Linked DNA regions of Homo sapiens: region 1 is linked to region 2. A link is an interaction called in ENCODE POLR2A ChIA-PET data of the cell type or tissue named here. Cell type or tissue: K562. All regions are shown on one strand. Each heading gives the region's core, and the rest is flanking DNA. Links, peaks and the distances in the headings are about the cores only. Region 1 holds the start of LOC100128288 (a long non-coding RNA gene). Region 2 has its middle 7.0 kb from the start of NDEL1.

Region 1 (5,378 bases), core at 227-5,226, 69 kb after region 2:
CTTGCCTTGACCAGTCTAGTACAAAACAGTAATAATATGTGGCTTCTGAGGCTGTTATAAAAATGCCACCTCACTCTCTTGGAATGGTTTACTCTTGAAACACAGTCACCATGTTGTGAAGAAGCCCAGGCAGCCTGTGGAGAGGCCCACATTGAGAGGAGCCAAAGCCCTGGGCCCTCGGCCCTGGCTGAGCTCTTAGCCAACAGACAGAACCAACCTGCCAACCATGTGAGTGAGCCATCTTAAAAGGAGACTCCCCAGCCCCCAGTTCATCGTCCATTCAATACTGTATAGAACAGAGACAAGCCCTGGCCAAATTGCAGAGTCATGTGCAAAATAAATGAATGTTGTTGTTTCAAGCCACCGAGTTTAGAGGTGGTTTGTTATGCAACAGTACATAACTGATAGGCTAACTCTGAAATGTCTTAAATCTGTTACCATCTCTCCATTCCCCCAGGACAGGCTCTTGTTACCTTTGTTGATTGGAGACAACCCACCTAGTGAATCTTCCAGAAGTAAAGCTCTGCTTGGAATAATAGTTAACACTACTGAATACTAATTTACCTACAGTATTAGTATTGAGCTTTAAATTCATTTTCTTTTTTTTTTTTGAGATGGAATCTTCCTCTGTCGCCCAGGCTGGAGTGCAGTGGCGCAATCTTGGCTCACTACAAGCTCCACCTCCCGGGTTCACGCCATTCTCCCGCCTCAGCCTCCCAAGTAGCTGGGACTACAGGCACCCGCCAACACGCCCGGCTATTTTGTATTTTTAGTAGAGACGGGGTTTCACCATGTTAGCCAGGACGGTCGGTCTTGATCTCCTGACCTCGTGATCCACCACCCACCTTGGCCTCCCAAAGTGCTGGGATTACAGGCGTGAGCCACCACGCCTGGCCTTAAATTCATTTTCTTATGTAATCCTTACGATCCTACAAAGTCAGTTGAAGCTGAAGAAATGAGTTTAAATAGGTGTATTAAGGACTTAATTTTCCTCTCATAAAGAAAGAAATAAAGCTCAGAAAGTAATAACTAGCCCAGGGTTCAAACCTAAGTGTCAAGTCCAAGGTCAATGCTTATAACCATCTTCCCTGCTCAAGAATCTCCATTGGGCCAGGTGCAGTGGCTCGTGCCTGTAATCCAAGCACTTTGGAGGCTGAGGCAGGAGGATTGCTTGAGCCACAGGGTTCGACACCAGCCTGGGCAACATAGTGAGGCATGGTATTAGGTTTGGTGGCTCACACTGTAGGCCCAGCTACTTGGGTGGCTGAGGTGGAAGGATCTCTTGAGCCCAGGAGGTCAAGGCTGCAGTGAGCTACGATTGCACCACAGCCCTTCAGGGGAAAAAAAGAAATCTGCAGTGGTTCCTCACTCACAGGATAACAACTTAAACCTGGCATCCAAGTTGGACTATCATATGGTCCCAACTACCTTTGCAGCTTTGGAATTAAGGCATCAGGTCTAGGCACATGAATTTCCTGGTTGCACTTGTTTTGTGTGGGGTGGCAGGAAGAAACTCAGGCCATCGGCTACTCTAGGCACTGCCAGAGTCACTTATTCTTTCCAGAACTTGGCTTCCTCATCTAAGGTGACAGACAATTGAACCAACTCGTTTTAAAGTTCTCTTCCAGTTCTGCCCTGTGTAGTATGAAGACTGTCCTCTTCTACTTTTGTACTTCCTACCTCTTCTAGAACCCCAGCCTGAGCTTCCTGCCAGGGCACATGTCCCCACTTCCGAGATGGAGAGAAGATAGGAGACTTAGAGATGAATGCTTTTGTGAATGTTCTCTATTTACCCACTTTTTCAGAACTAGCTTTGGCCTTATATTGTGGAATAGAATCTGCTTGTCTGCAGCTCTAGGGGTAGAAGGAACGTTTTCTTCTGATATTTCTGAGATCCCTATTACCAGTGGTTTTTTTGAGACTAAGCATTGGAATGTCATTAGCACTGAGAAGGAAGGGCAGTGGGGGAGGCAACCGAGAAGCTCAGACTTACATTCTTGCTTCCAAATTATTTTGCATGCTTTCTGGACATTAGTACAACAGACCATTGAAGTATGGTTTGCCAAGGTTAGGTTCAATCAGTGCATGAGCCCGTTACCTCTGCAATTACTTTACCCTTCTTCAATTTGGTGACTTTGGGTTGTTGAATTGTAAGGGGGAAAGGTTTTTTGTTTTGTTTGTTTTTTTTAGTTTGTGATTTACAGTTCTTCCTTCCATTTGTTTTGTGGAAGCTTTATAGAAATTGATTTGAAACCTGAGATACTTTGAAATATAAAAGAGCAAGAGTTATCCCAGGACTCTCATTCAAAAAGTTGACGGATGGCAAAACAAGCTTGTCCCTGGAATCTTCAGAATTTTCTTCAGAATTCTATCCCTTTGAACTTACTGAATTTGGTTTCTTTTTTAGTTCCTGGTTCTTCCTTATTTTTATCATGGTGCTAATCTTTGTTTACCCAGGTTCTGACATTTTTACCCTAGAATTAATTACCCCAGATGGTCGACTCTACTGTGTTTTCCAAGCAAACAAAGAAGGCAGGAAATGTGAGCTTCCTGAGCAAATTGCCTTTCCGTTTTAATATGAGACTTTGCCTTTTAGAATCATATTTTTCTTATGTTTACTTTTCTTCATTATTATTATTATCATTATTATTATCATTTTGGTTTGGATCTAGTTAGAGTTTCCCTTTTCCATTTAAAATTTGGTCCTGATATTTTGCTTTTTGCTTCCCCATGTCTCAATTTGTTAAATCTTATTGTTCTATGTAATTTGAATTGCTACATCCTTTCTGTTGACTAGCTCCTTGCTCAGAATAACTTTTCCACACCTGGAACTTTGGCGTAGGAGTTCTTTTCACTTTTATGCATTTCCCGCGACATTACAGGGTGAGTACGTAGCAGATGAGTGCTTGTGAGCCTTTCCTCTGGGATTCACACAGATGGCTCACTCCTAACTTTGGTGAGTCATTCAGTGGCCAGATGTTTGCCTCTTTCCTCCTCCCCACTCTACCCCCACAATTCAGTGTACTGTTCTTTGAATGACATCCCCTCTTGTTTTTGCCTCTCTTTCTCCTGATGCAATGGCCAAAATGCTGGAAATGGCTGCCTTAAATGTAGGGACCATTAGGATCTCGCTCAACACAGAACCCAGGCCACCTGTAATAACACAGCTGGCTCCCAGTCCTGAAACCCTGCCTTTCTGCCCTGAATGGGGTGCAGAGAACCAGTCCAGACACCTGAAACTGCCACCCTTCTTCATCTGTAGGTGCAGGGGCCCTCTGTATCAGGAAGAGAGCCTCTCTGAAATCCACTGTCATTCTGGGCTTTTCCTGGACCAGCTCTCCTTACCTACCCCCTTCTCTAGCCTGTCAGTTTCACTCATTCATTGGACATTTATAAGCACTAAGTATGTACCAGGCATCATGCTGGCCTTTGGTGGTACCAACAAATAAAGAGACTGCTAAATGCAGAAAAATAGGCACAGAGTAAAGACTTGTAAGTCTGTAAAGGAGTGCTCAGTGAGAAGTCACACAAGCTAAGTTTCCAAGGACCATTTGCAGATCACTGCTGAACATTCTCCATCCTGCCTACTTTGTATTAGAGGACTTCTTGCAGGGAGAAATATAATCAGCAGGATCCTCGCTCAGAGACCTGGCAGACACCACCTTAACCCAGTGATCAAAGTTAACCTCCCCAGTACATGTACAACTACTGCTGCCCTGAAAGGATGCACTGAGAACATTTCTGTGTCATTTCTACCACAGATGCGCTACTTGAATCTAATTATGAAGAGACAAGAGACAAACCCAGATTGAGGGGCATTCAGCAAAATAATTGCCCTGTACTCTTTAAAAAACGGCAATGTTGAGAAAGACAAAGAAAGACTGAGGAGCTATTCCAGTTAAAGTAGGCTAGAGACACTGGGAACCAAATGTGATGCATGATCCAGGATATTCTTTTATTACAATGAGCATCATTGGGACAGTTGGTAAAATGTGAATATTGTCTGAAGAGTATAATATTGTATCAAAGTTAATTTCCTGGTCTTGAGGATTGTACTGTGGTTATGTAAGAGAATGTCCTTGTTTTTAGGAAATAGATGTTGAAATATCTTGAGATAAAGAGCATTATGTCGGCGACTTATTATCAAATAGTACAGGAAAATGAGTGTGTGTGTGTGTGTGTGTGTGTGTGTGTGTGGAGAGAGAGAGAGAAGGGAGGGACAGAGGGACAGAGAGATATAAAACCAATGCACCTGGGTGCGGTGGCTCACGCCTGTAATCCCAGCACTTTGGGAGGCCAGGGTGGGCAGATCATGAGGTCAGAAGTTCGAGACCAGCCTAACCAACATGGTGAAACCCCGTCTCTACAAAAATACAAAAATCAGCCAGGCGTGGTGGCACGCGCCTGTAATCCCAGCTACTCAGGAGGCTGAGGCAGGAGAATTGCTTGAACCCAGGAGGCGGAGGTTGCAGTGAGCCAAGATCACGCCACTGCACTCCAGCCTGGTGACAGAGCAAGACTCTGTCTCAAAAAAAAAAAAAAAATGCAGTAAAATGTTAACATTTGGGGAATCTGGGTGAAGAGTGGGAATTCTTTGTACTATTCTTGCAACTTTTCTGTAACTCTACAATTACGTCCAAAAAAAGAAGAATTGACAAGGTCCCACCAAAGAGGAGAGACAGCTTTGAACATGGAAATACAGGGCAGTAACTTGGCAGTTTGCTCTTTGGCCTGCAAAGGCAGTATTCATGTGAGTGAGAGTCACTTGTCTTCAAGTCCTGGCATTTTATGTAGCAGATCCCAAAAGCTGCCTGAAAGCCCCCAGGCCTTGTGTCGTTTCCCCTTCTGTTCACAGGTATCTTCCAGGCACTCACTAGAATATGGTGTCTGACAAGTTTCTCAGCTAACCAAGCATGGACCCAGAATTCTCAGAAATACCAAGGACAGTTTCTATGGCACTGACCAGGCTTCACCCTAGAGAGTGGTCCCCTACCGAGAACAATTCTTCCTTTCCCCTGGCTACAAAATAGGGATTCCTGGCCTATTTCTGCCAAATGCTTTGTGGAAGCAGAAAATCATAAGCCTTGTGTTTTCTCCATTATAGAAAATTAGGCCAGGTGTGGTGGCTCATGCCTGTAATCCCAGCACTTTGGGAGGCCGAGGCGAGTGGATCACTTGAGGTCAGGAGTTCAAGACCAGCCTGGCCAACATGCTGAAACCCTGTCTCTACTAAAAATACAAAAACTAGCCAGGCGAGGTGGCGGGCATCTATAACCCCAGCTACTCAGTAGGCTGAGGCACGAGAATCGCTTCAACCTGGGAGGCAGAGGTTGCAGAGATTGCGCCACTGTACTCCAGCCTGGGCAACAGAGCGAGAC
Region 2 (5,378 bases), core at 275-5,274:
GCAATTACTACCATGTATTGGGCTAGAGCACTGTGCTAAGTGCTTTACATGCTTTCCCTCCCTCAGTCCTCACAATGAGCCTGTGAGGCTGTGATTATTGCTTCCATTGTACATATTGTAAACTGAGACCCAGAGGAGCTAGGGCTTAAACTCAAGTAGGTCTTACTTCAAGGCCAGTGGCCTGGGACAATGGACTGGTACAGCTCGTTCAGGCTCTGGGGCTCTGCTTCCCTGGGTGAAGCTGTGCTCTGGCTGATGAGATCACAGACAGGGAGGGGATGAATGAAGGCTTTCCTGTGGACCTGGTGCCAAGACAAAACAGTCCTATCCCAAGAGGAAAAAAATTAATAAGGGCTGCGGCTCTCTCCCTGCCTCCTGGCTGAGGTGCTGGGAAACGCACTGAGTCATCTAATGGCAGGCCAGGCCCCTCGGAAAATGTTGGCATCATCTTCCAAGCTGCCACCCCTCCCACGCGGCCTGGACCCAAAACTGGTGTTTGTCAGGACTGGACTATTGGCCTTATCTTAATGAACGGGCTTTGCCTGGCAGGATTCTAAGAGGTGCCGAAGGGCCCAAACTGATGTAATTCCTTCCCCCTTGTGGTTGAGCTTTCTCCCTGGGAGATGGGCCCAGGGGCTGGGCATGGCAATTAACCATCAGCAACCTTTGCCCCAGCCCCTGCTTCCAATATACCAAATCCAGAAAAAATAAAGTGGAAAGGAAGATGGAAATCAGCCCCGAAAGGGAACAGAAGTTATAAAACCAGCCCTTGTGGTGGTAAAAAAGGTGAGTGAGGGCTGCCCTACCCTCTGCCTTTATAAATCATTAGGAAGGGGTTTGCCGAGGCATGGGTCCCAGTACAAGGTCTTTCTTGGATTGAGCCAAAGAGGTTAATGTCACAGTCCCTGAGAGCATGCATGAGGATCCCAACATCTCTCCTGTCACAAACTCTGAGATTCAGGAAACAGAGGCCAGATTCCACCACTGGGAAGGGTGGAGGTTGACCGGCTACCCTAAGAGAGATCTGGGTACAAGCCCGAACCCTAGCTAGTAAAGATGCTGGACTTCGGCCACATCACACACTCACAGAAGGTGATATGTAATGCACACAGGCCCACTGTGGAAATTCTGACGAGATGGGGCATACTTAACTCTACTGAATCAGGTGAGCAAGACATCTCAAAATCAGCTTCAACCTAATCTCTCTCTATTCCTTTGGCCAGCATTTTTTGCTAATCTCTAAGGGTATAGATCTAGCTGGGCAAGGGACACCCACTGACTGGCCAGTTGCTAATGGTCTGGCAGATATGTCCACCAGATGTCCCACCACCACCTCCAGCTCTACATGCCGAAACCCCAAACAGATTTTCCTTTGCCCCAACAGAAATTTCCAAAACAATTTTCATGTTTCTGCCAATGGTGCCATCATTCCAGTCAGTGAAGCACAAGGCACTCATCAAATCCCCCTAATCATTTCCCTCCCCAGCTTGCATCTCACGCATGTGGTCACCAAAGCCCAAAGACTTTCCCTTCCTAAACTCAAGTAAATCTAGTCATATTTCAGTACTTTCTTCCCACATCGCCCATAATCCAAAGTTTCTTATTTGTCTGTCCCTCTCTCCCCAAACTTCTCTCCCTCGAATTTCTTCTTGTTTCAGCCCAGCAGTCCACACATAACCATAAGAATAATCTTTCTAAAATCTCACTGTATGCAGAGCATCCCTGCCTCCAAAACTTGTTTTGGCATCTTGTTACCTTTGTGATAAGGAACAAAGTAGTCTCATACTCAAGGCCTTCCCAAAGCAACTCCAGCCCACTTCTACGGTCTATATCCTATGGATCACCTCTCTAGGTCTGGCCAGACCCACCAGCATGGTCCCCCAAATAGATGATTCCCTTCCTCTATGGGCCTATCTTGTTGACTTCCCCTGCCCTTTACACTGCAGCTGCTGCCTAGGCTTGGCCAACCCACCTTCTCCTCTGCCTTTTGAAGTCTCACTCATATGCTAGCTCCTCCAGGAAGCCTTCCCTGATACTCAAAGTCCCAAAGTGAGCACTCCTTCCTCTGAGCTCACATGGAGCTCTACACAGTTCACAAGAGACTTATTAAACATGGCCTTTTGGTTACAGAGATGTCCAATCTCCCCCAAGAAACCAAAACTCACTGAGTGTAGGGACAGTGTTGATTGTCTTAATATATCCCCAGCAACAGGCACTTAGCAAACACTCATTTAATATGCTTCAACGAAAGTGAAAGAATGAACCAATGGTCTGGTGGCTATAACTTCAAAGGCAAGACTGACAGAACATTCTGGAAAATACCCCAAATCCTGAAAAAAGTCACCATAGACAGAGATTTTCGCTGGTATGAAAGGCTGAACTTAGATGATATAGGTTACAAAGGAACTAAGATTTGGGTCATAGGCAACTATGCCTTTTCTCTAGCCTAAATCTTAAACCCAGGCCATAGCGTCTATAATCCCTAATGCAATATCCTTTGCTTTTGTAATTAAATAATATTAATAATAATGTGTTTTTAAAATCTTAAAAATAGGCCGGGCGCGGTGGCTCATGCCTGTAATCCCAGCACTTTGGGAGGCCAAGGCAGGCAGATCACAAGGTCAGGAGATCGAGACCATCTTGGCTAACACGGTGAAACCCCGTCTCTACTAAAAATACAAAAAATTAGCCGGGCGTGGTGGCAGGAGCCCGTAGTCCCAGCTACTCGGGAGGCTGAGGCAGGAGAATGGTGTGAACCTGGGAGGCGGAGCTTGCAGTGAGCCGAGATCATGCCACTGCAGTCTGGCCTGGGTGAAAGAGACTCCATCTCAAAAAAACAAAAATCTTAAAAATATACACTTGGGGCCAGGCATGGGGGCTCACACCTATAATCCCAGCACTTTGGGAGGCCAGGGTGGTCAGATCACGAGGTCAGGAGTTCGAGACCAGCCTGGCCAGTATGGTGAAACCCCATGTCTACTAAAAATACAAAAAGTAGCCGGGTGTGGTGGCACATGCCTGTAATCCCAGCTACTCGGGAGGCTGAGGCAGGAGAATTGCTTGAACCTGGGAGGCGGAGGTTGCAGTGAGCCAAGGTCACACCACTACACTCCAGCCTGGGCAACAGAATGAGACTCTGTCTCGGAAAAAAAAAAAAAAAAAATACACACACACACACACACACACACACACACACACACACCACACACACTTGAGCCTTGAGGCGAGAAGTGGTTTTATATAGAGAGAAAAGTCTTTCATTCATTAGCAAGGAGTTTAGTGCCTGCTGAGGACCAGGCACTGTTCTAAGCCATGGATATCCCACCACAACTTTAAAAAGCACCCCCAACCCCTACCCAATATAATTAGCTTATATTCTAAAGGGAAAATAGACAACAAGCAAGCAGACTAATCTATTTCTGCCAGGTCATGAGAAATGCTATAAAGAAAAACAACCATGGCAAAGGATATAGTGTGGCAGGGCTGCTCCCTGAGTGAAAATAGGGCTTCATATTCATAGGATTCTCTTCCTCCGTAAAGTTGTCAAGGCCCTTAAAACCAAAGACTGCAATATAAGATGTAACCAAGATGTGAAATTTTAAAAGAACATAAAAGTACATGCAAATGCCTTAAATAGAGAAATGCATCTTAATTTTTCATCATAACACTTGTCACTGAGTGGGCACTCAATAAATATTGGTCGTATAAATGGCTTGCTGGGCAGTCCACAGAATGCCAGAGCCTTCAACCAGGAGATTAATTTCCCCCTCCAAGACTTTGGGTGGTTTTATTGTTTGTCTGTTTTTTGTTTTTGTTTTGAGACAGAGTCTTGCTCTGTCGCCCAGGCTGGAGTGCAGTGGCGCGAGCTTGGCTCACTGAGACCTCTGCCTCCCAGGTTCAAGCGATTCTCCTGCCTCAGCCTCCCGCCCCCGAGTAGCTGGAACTATAGGCCTGCACCACCACACCCAGCTAATTGTTTGTATTTTTAGTAGAGACGGGGTGTCACCATGTTGGCCAGACAGGTCTTGAACTCCTGGCCTCAAATGATCTGCCTGCCTCGGCCTCCCAAAGTCCTGGGATTACAGGCATGAGCCACCATGCCCAGCCTCCCTTCCAAGACTTTGAATGGTAACCAACTCATGTCCGATTCAAAAATGCTCACTATGGTTCGGTCCCTGACCCAGCCAGCCACAAACAGCCAGCCTGGGCTATTCCTATACCCAGGAATAGCCCAAAGGGAAAGAAGGTTCTATTTGTTGTCTTTATTGCATCCTCATTAGCTTCTGGAGCAAACAGAGCTCACCGACCACTCAAAGCAGCTCAGACTCCCAAACCTCAGCTCTCCCATCAGTTTATCCCCACACTTTCAAACTCCAGTTGGCTGTAAGTCAACAGAAAGGCTGGAATTGGGTAGAGATGAATTTGCTATGCAGTGTCTTAGGTTCCAAGCCCCCTTCCCTTTCCTTCCCTTTCCACTGTGCCTGAGAATGCGGCCTGCTTCTGGCCCTTGGCTCCCTTGCCAGGAAGGTGCTTTGCCTTGTGCAGGCCGCCAGGTGTAGCCTGCTGGAAGGTGGCTTTTAGAAAAGAGAAAAATGAGAACAGTTTAGGTTGCGGCTGAAACAGGCCTTCCTATGAAGGTCCTGCCCTGGGTGATGGTACCTGGAAAGAAAGAGACCTCATCCTTATCTGGGGGGTAAACTGAGGTTTCAAGAGCCTTTAATCCCCTATTGAGGTTTGTCTGGCCTTTTCTCCCCTATTGATGGAACTTGATACCCTGCCATGCTCCCATGAATCTCTGGCTGGTCCTAATTTCTTCCCAGAAGGCTCCCTTAACTGTGGACTTCCTGCTGATCTGGAACCTCACGGTTTTCCTGACTTCCCCAAGCTTCAGGCTTCACTATCATCCTTGGCTCTCATCCCGACCACGTGACAGGCACTACCCACACCCCAGAGTGGCAGCTGCCTCCCAAGAAAAGGATGGCATGACACTGTTAATTGCCCATTGGGTTAACACCTGGCAACCCCAAGGGCTGTTGACATCACACCTCCATAAACAGTGTGACTGTCCCTGGGAAAAAATGATATGTGCTCACATACCTTTATACAGACAAGGTGGCGCCAGGTTTACCTACTCCCAAACTAGACTAATGAAATGACGGGGCTGAAAAGAAATGGAGTGTTTCTTACCAGTCTAAGCTTATTAAGCAATTTTAGCCCGATTCCCATTACCAGGTAAGCCAATGAGTCAAAGTTGCCAGGACCAAAAGATCATGCTTCCAACCATTCAACAAATATTTAATGAGGGCCTGGCCCTGTTCTAGATGCCTGGCATAGCACAATTAACAAAAGAAGCTAAATTCTTTCCTTCCTGGAGATTT

The links. ChIA-PET counts read pairs that join two places held together with the same protein. Peaks named below come from ENCODE experiments on the same cell type or tissue, not always from the same donor. Only the 100,000 strongest peaks of a DNase experiment are listed, where the experiment ranks them.
Region 1: POLR2A ChIA-PET joins it to region 2 with 6 read pairs; 16 of 35 experiments call an interaction of 5 or more read pairs at or near these places.

What each region holds. Positions count from the first base shown.
Region 1 is chr17:8,357,563-8,362,940 of GRCh38, reverse strand. KRABD2 (KRAB domain containing 2) reads left to right here. Exons shown (of 2, transcript NM_001304947.3): 2 at 1-4,119. It overlaps LOC100128288 (a long non-coding RNA gene), which reads left to right and starts at 2,400. Exons shown (of 1, transcript NR_024447.1): 1 at 2,400-4,528. In K562, for the core only: no CTCF peak of the experiment used is centred there; a DNase peak (open chromatin) is centred at 2,960.
Region 2 is chr17:8,426,148-8,431,525 of GRCh38, reverse strand. It overlaps a transcript of NDEL1 not described here. Among named protein-coding and RNA genes, the nearest start is that of NDEL1, 7.0 kb to the left of the region's middle. In K562, for the core only: a CTCF peak has its summit at 1,327 (motif pointing right); no DNase peak of the experiment used is centred there.